2 separate regions of the Mus musculus genome follow, and region 2 is linked to region 1. Evidence: chromatin loops called from intact Hi-C (ENCODE). Cell type or tissue: heart. All regions are shown on one strand.

Region 1 (2,500 bases):
GCGCTGAGCCTATGAGTGCATGCGCCTAGACTTACTGAACTTTTATGGCCTATTTGATTGCTATCCCTGGGAGGCCTGCTCCTTTCTGAAGGGAAATGGAGGAGGACTAGAACTTGGGAAGAGGGGAGATGTGGGGGAGGGACTGGAAGGAGTGGAAGTAGAGGAAACTGGGGTTAGGATGTAATTTATGAGCGCAAAACAGACAAACAAGAAATTAAAAAAAAAACCCTAGCAATTAAATGCACAATATAAAACTTCTAAGAAAGAACTTTTCATTAAGCATTAGCTACCAAAAAATAGAATATAAAGAATCAAACAACTATGGCAATAAAATTAATAGAAATCTGAATTATATTCTAGGCTACTTCAAAAGATTCGTTCTACTATCGAAACAAATTTTTTAAGTGTTGTGACATTTTCCCCCTACAGTCCTGAGGCCTTTAGAATACCCTTGTTAACATGTTTGTTTTGACAGTTTTCAAGATAAAAGGCACGCTATTTCACTTGTGTCTACTTTTAAAAGTAGAATTAACTGCCAAGTATATTATCATGGCTGGAACTGTTACTGTCTTAAACTTGTCCCCTATACTCTGGAACATCTCTCTGATTTAGATTTAGTAACACATGTGGATAAAAGAGTCCTGACAAATATTTGAGATTTCTCAACTCCTGGACTTCGCTTTTTCTGTTTTGACATTTGCTGTGGCGGGTCAAAAGTTTTCAGTGCCTTTCAGATACACTGTGCAGCAAGGACAGAATGGAGTTCAGGTAGGCTAGTATTAGTGCATAAAAATTGGAAATCTTTTATGTATTTTAGTCACAAGATAAATCTATTTTATTAATGTACTTAACCCATAAAATCCCACACAGCTGTGACCAGAGTAGGAGAAACATGTTTTAAAATAGTATTTCATTTGTCTACCGTCAGACTATCTCCAAGGCAGAGATAGGGATTGCTTTACCTTTAAAGGAAAAAATAGAAAAGAAGAGAAACTCCCAGCTTCAGCAACTTTTCCCAGTTAGTGTGAGTTTGCCAAATTGAAAACTGACGTCTATGTTTAGCTATGCAGAGTGAGAAATCATGAAAACTTGTATTTCTCATACAAGTCCTTAGATAACATTTTTATTCTAGGGTTTTTGTTGTTGTTGTTGGGTTGGTTTTTTTTTTTTTTTGTTTTTGTTTTTGTTTTGTTTTATTTTGATTTTTTGTCTTCTTTCCAATCTTGATCTCATCATATCTGAAGGGCTTGAGCAAGTTTTCCTTATCTGCTTTATTTTTTCCGGAGTTGAAAGGGGGTGAATGAACAGACACAGGGTTTGTTTTATTCTCAACCAATCACAGAACAGGGTTTTCCCAGGAGAGAGAGAGAGAGAGAGAGGACACAGAAAACAAAACAGATTCATCATGTGCAGCCTGGAGTGACCACATCCCCTTTCGGAAAGCAGTGTGCAAAGGAACCGCGGAGAGCAGCCACCTACTTAAGAAATGTTTACGGAAGGAGAGAAAGTGCTCAAAGGGATGCACTAGGAAAAGAAGCCTGCCTGTTCCGGGAGTGCGAATATTCCTCAGTAGTGAGTGAAGCTTACTGCTGTTTTTGTGCTCTGCCGAATAAATGGGTGGATATTGCCAAGTTCAATCTGTTATTCAGATGGTTTGTAGACACTTAAGTATCTTAAAGTGATTTAAGAGCTAATTTTTATTTCCCCCGCCCCAACCGAATTTTATTTCGAAAATACAGCTGTAGATTCTAGCTTGCTTCCATTGTAGCCAAGGAAAGAACTGTATTGCATTTTGTCATGTAAATTTAGGAAAGATTAAATTGAAAGATCATGAAAACTAAAATGGGTTTTAAAATTTGTTTATTTGAAAAATTGCTGGGTAAAACTATGTTCTCTCTCTTCTTTTTCTTTCTTTCTTTTTTCCTTCCTTCCTTCCTTCCTTCCTTCCTTCCTTCCTTCCTTCCTTCCTTCCTTCCTAACTTATTTTGAACTTTGCTTTCTGCATTTTGAGTGTCATTTCTATTTACAAAGTTGAGAGAAGCCTTATTCTTCTGGTGAGTCAGAATCAAGTAATTTCGAGTATTGATTATTATTTTAAAGCTCAGTTCTTCTGGTAAGAGTTATTCAGTTAAATTTTTATTATATTTAAATCTGAAGATAAGTATTATGAACATATTTCACTGGGATTGTATCCGATGAATTTATCATTCAGGCGAGTTTAAGCAATCAAAATTTTGTTGTTGATTTGTTTAGTTTTTTTTTTTTCCTAAAATGCAAGGAACAAAAATGAGTGTTGATGGGGTGAAACCAAGAGATTACTTTATTCACATCATTGAATTCTGATCTAAAATATTATTATATGTGTTCTGCACCCTAATGGCGTCCCCCCCCCCCATTGGAATGTTCTGTTTTATTGTAGAAGTGTGATGATAACCACGCCCTATCATCACCGTCACCCGTCCCTCCACATAGCTTAAAGAGAATGCATTTGAGGTAAATT
Region 2 (2,500 bases), 86 kb after region 1:
CAATGTTAATGTCTTAACAGCCAGGAACAAATGATTTAATGCATGGCAATTAGATTATATAACCACATTTACTTATTAATATTTTCCTGCATGTATATTCTTAATTATCTAAGAAAGAAGAGTTGCCACTTGGAAAATATATCTTTATGCTTTTAGATACCAAGGCTTGCCACAGTATCAGTTTCTTAGTTGGAAATATAGTTTAGTATACATTGCAGTGTCCAACTGTAACAGCTTGGAGATCAATTATATAGTTGGTAACAATATTTATACATCTATATAGCTGGTAGCTAGAAGAAATATGAAATTATCCAGAATTTCTATTTTTTATCCCTTGGATTTATAAATGATTGACCTGTGGTAATTTTTTAGTGGCTTTTCCAAGAGTTTTTCAAACTTCAATTATAAAAGATCAATAGAGGGGTGAGTTAACCATGGTTTTGAGTTCCTGACATACAAAGCTCCTCTCTCTTTTTTTGTTGTTGTTTATTTAATTTGACTTATAAGTCCCATTTCATATCTGACCTTCATCGTTATTTCCCACAAATGATAATGACAATTATAACTAATGATAATCTTTTTAAAATTGTATTTGATAATGATCTTTTTTTTATTCCAGGGTGTATTGAGAAACATGTATTGCTCATAGTGTGAATTCATATAAATTATACTGCTATATCATTCAAGTTTTTTTTTAAAAAACATGATTTAATTGATACTATATCCTTAAAGATTTCTTAGGTTGAGCAATGGGTGTCAATGCAACTCTTCTAATTCCTACAGAGTGACATTTGTAAAAATGCACTCTCTCATGCCCTGCTAGCATGATTTATGTGTGCAAGCATCTTAGTACAGGTCCCTGAGTAAGGATACAGACCCAGAAGCAGCAGTGACTGACTGTTGGAATTCTGCTGAGTAGCAATCATAATTAGTAATAACTAACTTAATGAGCAGGGTACACAACCTATACAAATCTCTGAGAGCTTGGCTGCATCAGCATGTGACATTGTTAAAGTCTCCGAGAAGTCACTCCATAGAAGAAAAGACTCTCTTTCAATTATTTCCCCTTTTTAATTTTTTTCAATAGATTTGCCAACTTCTCTTTCCCCCCTTTCTTCCCTCTGTTTTCTATGTGTGGCATCCTTCCTCTTTAGGCACGTAACTAGGACCAGTTGTTAAGCTGTTTCTTTCTGGTTTGATTGCACAACATTTTTCTATTTCAGACTTTCACATCTACTTCCTTGATGTCCTTTAACAAAACAAACAAGTCAAAATGAGGAAGAGACACTTGAGACTGGGTCAGCAAATGTGGGCGCTTCTCTGCAAGAACTGGCTCAGAAAGTTCAGGATGAGAAGAGAGACCCTCCTGGTATGGTTCCACATCTGCCTGTTCTCGTAGTTAGTAAAAGGGAAAGGATATCTTCTCAGGGATACCAAGATAATTGTGAACCAGTGCTTTTTAATATGCCACAGATATAACTAACAGGCTTGAACTTTTCAAGTCCTGGGCTTTGCCACTATTTTATTTCAAACAAAAACTTTAAATATGTAACATTATATCTCTTCCTAGAAATTTTTTTCAAAGAACTCATATTGAGAAATGCCCTGTAAAATGAAGCTGTGTCTTTATACTACAGAGTTAATAATTAACATCTGGGTTAATTAGGGCCTCATGAAGGCACAGACACTGAAGTTTAGGGCAACATCAAAGAGGCTAACTTCAGTCCATAATTACTTCAGAATGTAACCCAAGGGTAAAAAAAAAAAAAAAAAAAAAAAAAAAAACCCACCAAAAAACCTTTCACAGTGACCTACTATTGGAAGTCTCCCATTTTTCTGTATTTACATGCCCCCAAAAAATCCTCAGGACTATACGTGACATCAACAAGAAAAATATTCATTCACTGAGGTTTACACCAGTGTGAATTTTCAAACACAAAAGGAAGCAAACTTAATGTTTAGACATTATATATCAGGAAAAATATATGAGGAAAAAGTGATTTTTAAGGAAAGGACTTTAGCTTAAATATATACAGTGCTGAAGGGCATGAGTGTGAATCAAAACGGATACTTTGGAAATATTTATTGCATCTTACCCCAAATATATGAAGTGACGATAAGCACAAAATGAGAAATTGTAATCATTTCTAAATAGTAATAAAGATAGATTACAATGATGTAGATGTATATCTGCTAAGTGCACACACTGGTGTGTGCAACAATATTCTGTTGATTTTTCTTCATGTTTGGAAATATTCAATCTATGTGATTTCATTAAAAAAAGGGGGGGGCATGTAAGCAAGACGAGGCTTGTTTAACCACTCTACAAAGCAGATGTCTATTGAAATATCATGTCGTATACTGTAAACTGATATAATGTCTGTCTTTTAGAAATCAGGCACAAACATAATTAAAGATGCCATAAAAATGTAATTGTTTTTATAAAGATAATGGCATTTTGCTGGGGGAGGGGGAAACACTCACCACAAAGAAATCATAA

Evidence for each region. Peaks named below come from ENCODE experiments on the same cell type or tissue, not always from the same donor. Only the 100,000 strongest peaks of a DNase experiment are listed, where the experiment ranks them.
Region 2: it touches region 1 in a loop (3-fold over the local background); 2 of 42 quality-filtered maps call a loop at or near these places.

Annotation. Positions count from the first base shown.
Region 1 is chr11:110,250,644-110,253,143 of GRCm38, reverse strand. Abca6 (ATP-binding cassette, sub-family A (ABC1), member 6) reads left to right here and starts at 1,368. Exons shown (of 39, transcript NM_147218.2): 1 at 1,368-1,572. In heart, no CTCF peak of the experiment used is centred here; a DNase peak (open chromatin) is centred at 1,453; H3K4me3 peaks cover 475 bases.
Region 2 is chr11:110,164,766-110,167,265 of GRCm38, reverse strand. Abca9 (ATP-binding cassette, sub-family A (ABC1), member 9) reads left to right here. Exons shown (of 39, transcript NM_147220.2): 2 at 1,224-1,369. The coding sequence starts at 1,274. Among named protein-coding and RNA genes, the nearest start is that of Abca9, 2.1 kb to the left of the region's middle. In heart, no CTCF peak of the experiment used is centred here; a DNase peak (open chromatin) is centred at 1,305.